Linked DNA regions of Homo sapiens: region 2 is linked to region 1. The links are chromatin contacts, found by Hi-C or POLR2A ChIA-PET in ENCODE. All regions are on one chromosome and are shown on one strand. The core of a region is the stretch at or near the end of the contact, and the rest is flanking DNA. Distances in the headings are between cores, read along the strand shown.

The links. A loop is a pair of places that touch in the nucleus more often than their neighbours do. ChIA-PET counts read pairs that join two places held with the same protein, here RNA polymerase II (POLR2A).
Region 2: a map with no recorded cell type shows a loop between it and region 1 (2.3-fold over the local background). The contact joins two enhancer-like sites. A Hi-C loop is called at or near these places in 1 of 37 single-sample maps with no recorded cell type. POLR2A ChIA-PET finds 5 or more read pairs at or near these places in 1 of 52 experiments (HEK293).

Annotation. Positions count from the first base shown.
Region 1 is chr9:84,293,802-84,298,554 of GRCh38, reverse strand. SLC28A3 (solute carrier family 28 member 3) reads left to right here. Exons shown (of 18, transcript NM_001199633.2): 7 at 536-649; 8 at 1,257-1,334; 9 at 4,280-4,360. Among named protein-coding and RNA genes, the nearest start is that of SLC28A3-AS1, 18 kb to the right of the region's middle. RefSeq lists enhancers at 1,924-2,453, 4,631-4,710. Within about 2 kb of position 1,999, at least 7 of the 41 ENCODE cell types and tissues checked have a DNase peak (open chromatin) inside an H3K27ac peak, as active enhancers do.
Region 2 is chr9:84,779,487-84,784,198 of GRCh38, reverse strand. The region is part of intron 12 of NTRK2 (neurotrophic receptor tyrosine kinase 2); the gene reads right to left. Among named protein-coding and RNA genes, the nearest start is that of NTRK2, 110 kb to the right of the region's middle. Within about 2 kb of position 1,603, at least 2 of the 41 ENCODE cell types and tissues checked have a DNase peak (open chromatin) inside an H3K27ac peak, as active enhancers do.

The DNA of each region.
Region 1 (4,753 bases), core at 750-3,249:
ACTGAAGACTTGAAACTCAGTTTTAGGGAGAAGGAATGCAATGCTGAGTTTGTTTTTGTTTTTTTCTTGAGATGGAGTCTCGCTCTGTTGCCCAGGCTGGAGTGAAGTGGCGCGATCTCAGCTCACTGCAATCCTTGCCTCCTGTGTTCAAGTGACTCTCCTGCCTCAGCCTCCCGAGTAGCTGGGATTACAGGCATTCACCACCACGCCTGGCTTCTTTTTGTATTTTTAGTAGAGATGGGGTTTTGCCATGGTGGCCAGGCTGGTCTCAAACTCCTGAGCTCAGGTGATCTGCCCATTTTGGCCTCCCAAAGTGCTAGGATTACAGGCATGAGCCACTGCGCCTGGCCTGAGTTTTTTAAGTTATGGTTCTATCAAAGGGTTCTCTGCTTATGACAGCTGTAGCCTCCCAAAGAAGGTGGGTGACAGGCCACATCTGATAGTGTGTTCAAGGAAATAGTGATCCATTAGACATTCATGCCACGGCCTGCATTAATTTTCCTACTAAGACATATCACTTGATCTTTCTGTATAGGTTTACTGGAGACCTGTCTTATGGGGAATCGGGCTACAGTTTCTTCTTGGGCTCTTGATTCTAAGGACTGACCCTGGATTTATAGCTTTTGATTGGTTGGGCAGACAAGTTCAGGTAAGTTTGGTTCAAAAGAACACTTTGCTTTTATGGTGCTTTTAACATTGGAGGTAATCCTCAAGACGTGTCAGAAATGGGTTTATCTGTCTGCATGAGTTGTCTCAAATTTTAATTCTGCATCATGGGTTAGACAAATAGTTTTGCTTATGTTGAATATGTTAGTCTGTCTGGTTTGTTAACACTACTGCTGTTCTGTACCTATGTCATCGTTCCCTAATCCATTGCCCACATCCTCCTCCCCAGGAACTATCATACTTCTTAGATGTTTCCACAGACAGAGAAACAGGCTTCCTTTGCATCCAGTGCTAACTAATGCCACCTACAAGCCATGTATGGCTCCCAACACATTGCCACAGTTGGCTCATTCTGTAGCATTCTAGAGTCAGACTGAATGTCAGAAATGTCAGGAAATTTGTATCCAGGAATATTTCAAAAATATGCTTCTACACCATTCATTGGAGGGGGCAAAGCTGAGAACATTAACTTTCCAAGTCTATCCAACACATTTGCTGGGTCCGTCCTCTGAGAGCCTAGCATTCCTGTGCACTGTCTAATTTCCAGTCATGTGGTTGGAATGAAATCTCTTTTTCTTTCTTTAACTCAGACTTTTCTGGAGTACACAGATGCTGGTGCTTCATTTGTCTTTGGTGAGAAATACAAAGACCACTTCTTTGCATTTAAGGTAAAGTCAAACCTTTTTTCTATGTAGTCGCTGCTATTTCAGCGGCTTCTGTCTTTGTAGATGTTCAGATAGAACTTAACTGACCAAAAACCAGGTATATACCTACTGCGCTGGTCAGAGGTGTGCAATACATCACTGCTCTTTTCCACTGACAATGTTATCTGAAGTTAGTGGACTGCACGCATTTTACCTTGTTACTATGGAGTTAAGGGAAACATCTAGAGGAAGTCAGAACTATTCAAATACTAGGGAATGGGGCTTGTAGCTTTATCTGAGATACTTAGGAAAAATCAAAAGGGTAATAGCACCTTCGGCCTTCAGGGAAAAGAATATTATGTTCCCAGCAACAAGTAGGCATGTGGCAGTGAATGGCTGATGGGTCCAGGATCAGTGACAGCTCTGTATTCGAAAGCCCCTCAGTCCCAGTCCTTGGGGCAGCCGGTCAACCACATCAACCTCTGTTTTAGAGCCATCCCCGTGCTAAACGTTTCTCATCTCTCCTTCAGCATAGCCTTTGCCTAGGCAGGACTAGGGGATAGGCCTTCTCCTAACTAAAGAAGGAACATTATTTTACAGGGGAAAGGCAGCTTGGCCCCATGGCTGGCCACAGTCAGTTCCTTCTTGAGGCTCCCACATGCCCCAGGAAGCCCATCCTCCTCTGGGAAGTCCCTACAAACACTTGTCAATGAGTCAGAAACATGCATTCGGGTTTTCCTTCAGCTTTCTTTTTTTGTGGTGTGTTGTTATTCATACACTTCTAAATTGTTTTCTCACTTAGAGACTCCAAATTTACCTCCAAATTACCCCAGCTTCAGTTAGGCCAACTTTTAGGCTGAAAAAAGATTCAGCCTAAAACGTTAAACCAGCAGTTTAGTGGCAGGCTGGAGAAGAGAACCTCTGCTGTTTGTAAGAAGCCTGCAGTTTATACAGCATTTCACTTAGCACCCTCCCCCAGCAACCTCTACCTGGCAGTTTAGCTGGTTTGATGTTTTAGGGCTGAGATAACTCAGCCATCTCTGAAAGGCCAAATGTTTATAGAGTGAGATAGAAATATACTCATATCATGAAACGAATTCAGAATTGGAAAAAATAAAGTCATAAAGAAGGAATAACTTGCTACCCAGACTATACAGGTGTTTTCAGGCCTTCCCCCTCCCCTCTTCCAGGGCAGTGGCCCCTATTCTTTCCTGCCAATGCAGAATCCTCTGCTAACATTCCAGAGATGAGCCTCTTTAACTCCCTCAAGCTTTCAGGAAGGCACTGCCTACCCATTAAAGCCAATAAAAGGCTCATCGTGAGTGAGCTCTGAATACTGGCACAAAATGTCTTTTAATATATATTATTAATGGATTTTTTTCTAAATTAGATCCTGTACAAATTGTCCTCGGTCATTCTGTGCCTCTGGTAGCAGCTTTCTCTGGCCAGTTAGCCGGGGAACAGTAGGGAGGGGGTACAGTAGGATGAGGCTGAGGAGGGACCCAGCCCACAGCTCTTTGTGGTCTATGCAGGGTAGAAACTGCTCTCTGTGGAAACATTGGCTGCACTGAAGGCACCCAAAGAGCATCAGGAAAATAGGATCTAGGAAAATGCAATGGTTTTTTGTTTGTTTGTTTTGTTTGTTTGTTTGTTTGTTTTTGTGAGATGGACTCTTGCTCTGCCATCCAGGCTGGAGTGCAATGGCACAATCTCGGCTCTGCAACTTCTGCCTCCCAGGTTCAAGCAATCCTCCTGCCTCAGCCTCCCCAGTAGTTGGGATTACATGAGTGTGCCACCACGCCTGGCTAATTTTTGTATTTTTAGTAGAGACAGGGTTTCGCCATGTTGGCCAGGCTGGTCTCAAACTCCTGACCTCAGGTGATCCGCCCGCCTCAGCATCCCAAAGTGCTGGGATTACAGGTGTGAGCCACCGAGCCCAGCTGGAAAATACAATGGCCTTTAACACAGAACTAAAGTAGCTTCCAAAATGCAGTCACTTTTTAGTAATTTGAAAATCTATAGGTAAAATCACTATTATTTTAAAAGCTAGAAGAATGAATGTTTACTGCATAAGGTCATGACAGACCCCTATTGACTTCAGTAGGGGGGGCACCATGTTTGAGCGGCCAAAGAAAAGACCTGGAGCCAGCAAATGAGACATAGGGTTTATTGAGGGGGACTCACATGCAGGGCAGTCCAGTGGCAGCAGGCTAGAGAGGAGAACCGCTACTGTTTGTAAAAGGCAGGCAGTTTATATAGCATTCTCACTTAGTAACCTCCCCCAGCAACCTCCACCTCCCAACCTTCATTTAACCCAAAACAAAGGGCCTGGATCCCCCATATGGCCTGCTTTCCACGGAATGGGCCAAGGGTTCAGATATTCCTTATAGATAAGGAATGAATCTTTGGAATGGCCGCTCCCAGGTTCCTTAGTTTGGAACTCCAAACACACACGCTTAGACCATAGGGTCATTCTCAGGACATGCTGAAGTTATTGCTGTCAGGTGTGTCTGCCATCCAGTAGGAGGCACTATGTGTCAGCACCTACCATGCCTTACCTGATCTCTACAGCTACTCAGAATAAGGCTCTGAGGTTGCTCACAATTTATCTCAACTTAGGTTACTCTGCTAACTAGTGGTGAAGCCCATGTCTTTTTAGCACCAGGACAAGAATATTTTCTGACAGCCTTCAGTGTATTGATCTAGGTATTACAAATCCCCCCAAACTTCATTCCTTCTTTGAGCAAAAAAAGCTCACCATAGAAGACAGGGGAAAAAAGTCAAAGTCCTGTGACAAATTAGAATAAAAGACTGTAGATAGGGAAGCTGCCTGATTAAAGTTCAAGAGGAGTTTCCCATATTTTTATGATGTTTCAGAGGGAGAAAAGGAGACAGAGAGGAGGCCTGATATAAAACCTGCTGGTGCAGCTGGACCCATCATTAATCCATGTTTGTTTCTGTCCCCACAGGTCCTGCCGATCGTGGTTTTCTTCAGCACTGTGATGTCCATGCTGTACTACCTGGGACTGATGCAGTGGATTATTAGAAAGGTACTGGGGCTGGGAGGGACTGGGTTATAGGTGTAGAGCTGATTATCTCAGGCACGAAGTCCTCAAGGCCTTTTATGCAGGTATTTACGAAGTGCCTTTCTCTTCCTACCATTATCCACCATCACCACCTAAGTGATTAGATTCAAAACCTCCAATCCTAAATGTGTCCATGGAGGGAATTTTATCTCAGGAGCTTCTAATAGGGTTTTGATTTGCAAAGCACTGGATATCTTCATGAAACTATAGCAGTTACTTCTTTAGCGGAGGAATTGAGGTCAGATACTGCTGGGGGAAATGATGTTATTCCTTCATCTTGGTTAACCGCCCTGTGCTTATCTTTTTTTCTTTTTTAAGCTACTCCTTAATTGTATGCTACCTTGCTTAAGGAGGTTA
Region 2 (4,712 bases), core at 354-2,853, 490 kb before region 1:
GGTGAGACTATTGGAGGTCATACAACTAGTAACCGGCAGTGCTAGGTTTTGAACTCAGACTCATCTGACTCCCCTCTGCCTTTCCCTCAGGCCATACAGCTTCTTTCAACCTTGCTGCCTTTGCCCACAACATTTTTGGGATTCATTTTCTAATCTTACCTTTACAGCCTGCTAATATTAGACTGAGTTATTTGAACTTGATCTAACCCAGTGGCAGTCCCACCTCCCATCACACCCCAGTCTTCCAACCTCCATCTCCTCATGCTGCCAAGTCTTCTTTCTATAGCATACACTTAATTAGGGTACTCCTCCATGCGAAGTCTTTGGGATAAATTCTGTCCATACTGTCAACTCCCTAGCCCCCTTCATGCCCTGCCCCCACAACCCAGCAGTCTCTTCTCCCAATTCTCTACCCCCGTTCTCTGCTCAAGCCAAACCAGACTCCTAGCAAATGTATGAATGCCACACATTTTCTTACACTTTCACATCTTGGGACATAAAATTTCTACCTGGAATCCATCCCTCTCTCTTCTCCATGCTCTTTCCCCAACTCTCACACTCTGCAAATCCCAAAGCCTCCTTCAATGCCCATCTCTGAGGACCATTTTCTAGGCACCTTTCAAACTCTATTTAAAGTATCCACTGACTTCACATTTTCCCTCCAAAGTGTCATTCCCTGGGAAATAGGACCATCTAACCCAATGCCTGATACAGACACATATCTGAAAGTGAATAAAATTAAGTTGAAATCCCTGACAGTAGATACTAACCCTTCAGGGATGAATCTGACTCAGGAAATGTCTGAGAATTATTCAGAGCCAAGTCAAGTAAAGAACGTGAGTGATCAAGCTGGGTAACCCTGTTTAGAGTCCAAAACCATTTCAACAAAATATACATTGCAATACAGACACAAAAATGTGATACAGATACAAAAATACATTGTGATAAAGAGCACTGTCAAGAAGGGAAAGTCAATCCCTAGACACACAAAATGTCCCTTCACAGGTCACCCTTCACAGTTCTTCTAAATAAACATCTGTGAGAGGCAATGTCATTAAGAGCATTTGTTGCATTATATTTTAGGGGTCTCTCATGCTGGGAGGTGGGACAGCGAGAGGACATTCACAGTAGGAGAACAGCCTATTTCTTATCAAAGAAACAAGTTCTGGAATATCTACTGGAAGCTTCAGTAGTTTCTCTTGATCTCTCATATGTGAGAAGTATTGTATATTACACTTCTTACATTTGGGGAAGTCAAGCCCCATTTCCCACCCACTTCAGGACATAAGCCACGGATAACATAAGATTAAGCATCGTGACTTGATGAAAGGTACTGGTTTAAGAAGAATTTCTAAAGAACTGAGTTCCCACCCAGCCATTAACATATCTCTAAGTCCTTTCAAGTTAATAGACAACTTCAGCCTGAACCGTTATACTCCAGAGTGCAATCTCTCACAAATGCTGAGGTAAAGAAACGTCACTGCCTCGGAAAATGTGGCACTTGGTGATATGACAAGTACAATGGTATTTATCAGCCATATCCACGGCTTAATGGACATGAGCCATATCTGAAAAGGGAAAGGGTGATTCAGCCCATTAAGTATGCAGAACATCAGCTTTCAATACAAGATGGCTCTTGATTATTTGTTTTTTTCATTTCCAAAGGCTCCATCCAAGTGGGAAAATTGCAGAGGCAGAAAAAATACCACAGCTTTTCTGCTAGAGCGACAGCCACAGCAAAGCTAGGTATGACGGGGCAGAGGGGAGAGCCGCAGAACGTGCCAGCAACCTCTGCTTCTTCACAGTTCCGTTTCCTATAGAGGGGATACAGCCTCATACTTCACTTTTGCTTTTCCCTTTTCCTGCTTCCTTTTAAATGGTTTTCCAAAGTTTTCTGAGAATTAGATTTCAAGTATGTTCAGATTAGAAATTTCCAAAATAAAGCTTTCTATAAAAACATGAGTCCTGGCAAGCTCACATGCCTGGCTTGGTAAGCATTCCCTATGGAACCAGAGATGGATTGTCTGGCAGTTAACGAGACAAACAACATAAAGTTGTCATTGGTGAAGCTTAAATCCCAAAACCTGCTCCTCTCACCCACTGACGTGTTTGTTTGTGGGTGTGTGTGTTTGTGTGTGTGTGTGTGTGTGTGTGTGTGTGTTTTCTTGGAGGCCATCTTATAATCCTTTAAGCAATTCTCTCTTATACAACTATTTAGTTTTAGAACACCCTCCAAGGTATTATTGAAAATTCCTCCATTAAAAAATCGTTACGAAGAGCCTTGATATAAATGACTTTACTAGCTAAGAGATTCCCAAGCTGAAAAGAAAGACGCTAGAGAAATTGCCATAATAAGGGTTTAGTTAGTTCCTTGTTGAATGTTTTGACCCTCCCAATTTGATGTTATCTTCTATTTACTGCATTTAAATGAAGTATAGACTTAAAAAACTAAAGACACTCTCTAAGCTATGTCAATTATATGCCTACATTGTTCCATCATTACACTTGATATGCTTGTTCTTGTTGTCTGTGGGCCCCCCAAATCAGTGCAAATATTTGCCACTGTTTCCACCAGGGGGCATTCATCTCATTGAAAATAGGTATTGTTTTTAACCGGCAAAGTTAAGAATGTTATACTGAAATGACTAAAATACATTATTTATTAATCTCAAAATTCACATTTTCAACGGGAAGCAAAAAAGGCTAGGTCTTTAATGGGTAATTCTTGAATTAGATGTTTGTATATATGAAAAGTTATTATATGAGTAAGAAAAAAGTATACTTATGATCTGAAAAGTATGATATACCAGAGAATGTTATGAACTCTTAAGAAGCGTCAACAAAACATATACATAAAAACACTCAGCTGTAAGTAGAAATTAATTTTAGAGGTGGTGTTCAGTTGTATGTTCTCCTAAGACATCCTAAAAGTACTAAGACTCCTACAGAGGCAGGAATTGCCCTTTTTCAAAATGCCAGTTTCTCAAAACTCCTATCACCTTTCTTCTGACTGAACCACACAGTTACTTTGTACACATAAGGTTTGGACACCGGAACATACAAACAAGGCTGGCCTTCTCTGCAAAAGTTATGAAGAGAGGAAGAAAAGACAATGGAACATACAAAGACTGCACATTTACCCTTTTGCACCCTGAACCCTGACAGTCTTTTGTATAAAAAAAATTAGTGTGATGTTATAACAAAAAAAAGACTCAAATATAGAATTCCTGACAGAATATTTATCAGAACCATACCTTTTTTCTTTTACTTCCCAAGAAAATATCACAAAGTCTGCCATACCCCTGAAATTATCACTGACCCATCCAAGCCAGAAAACTTCATAGCTCATAGCTTTCTTTTAGAGAGGAAAAAACATCCACCTATGTTTCCATGTATAACCATCTAATATACTAGCTCTTAACTGAGACCTAATCAAGTAGGAACTATGGACCAGTGAGGTCTAGCACCATTCGCTACCCCTGATGGTAGCTTTGAAGGTGTCTCTTTCTCTTTTTACACAGTACCCATGTTAGTATATGAAATGGAAGTGTACACAGAGGGAATCACAGACTCTTAAGGTAAAGTTGCGCAGAGCTGGACCTTGGTATTCCCCTAAGTTTGAACTTCTGCTCCCATCTCACTGCTTGTGCATCTGCCTACGTTGATTTAGGGACTGGCCTGACTAAAACAGAGAAGCTGAACCGGGCAAGATCCCCATCTCCACAACCTATTACAAAATATGTGGAAGTCCGGGAGGTGGATGGTTATTTCATTAGATATTTTGCTTATGTGTTCCATTAAGGCAGGGGTCAGCAAACCTTTTCTGTGAAGGGCCAGAGAGTAAACATTTTAGGTTTTCTGAGACATAAGGTCTCTGTCACAGCTACTCAACTCTGCTGCTGTACCATGAAAGCAGCCATAGATAATCCATAAATGAATGAATGGGGCTGTATTCCAATAAAACTTTATTTACAAAAACAAACAACTGGTCAGATTGAGCCTGGGGTTCATAGTATGACAACTGTTTTAAGGGGATAGCTCAGGTTTTTTTTCTTCCCTTGTACTGGTGGAACTCTAACACGTAGCTCAGACCAAATGTTCCCTAATGGCAAGAGTGTTAATAATCAAAACCAGATTTTTAAGGAAAAAAAAAACCGCAGAGTCCCATTATAATGCCTTATTTTCTAATCATAAAGGCTAGCTGCCAGAAATGCTAACCTGACCCACTAGTGGTGTGGGTTGTTAATGCTGGACGTGTTGGTGGTCCAGAGTATCTTGGTTCCCTTTTAGCATTTCTACCATTTGTTTACTCTTATCAGAAGTAAACAGGAATACAGAAGGAGGCTTCTCCAGAGAGAAAGTCCAGCATGGAATTAAGATTTCAGATCTGACACGTTGAGAAAAGTTCTTCAAACTTGCTCACTCTTTTCTGATCTAATTAAATGCCTCACCTTCTTGATCTTGAACAGTTGAGGAGAAACAATATCATCAGCACACAGCTAAGCCTTTAAACAACCCACAACTACTGTGATGTTCTTGTGTCAGTGTCAAAAAAACAAAAAAAGGTGCAGCAACCCTACGGCATGACATAGCACACCCTCCTCAGAGAATTCTGCCCCTTTTGCAGAACAAGAAAACTCTTTTGAAGCTAATTTGTCTCAGTGTGTCTAGACAAAAATTTGGGACAGACAATACAAAGCCCTCTTTTAAGA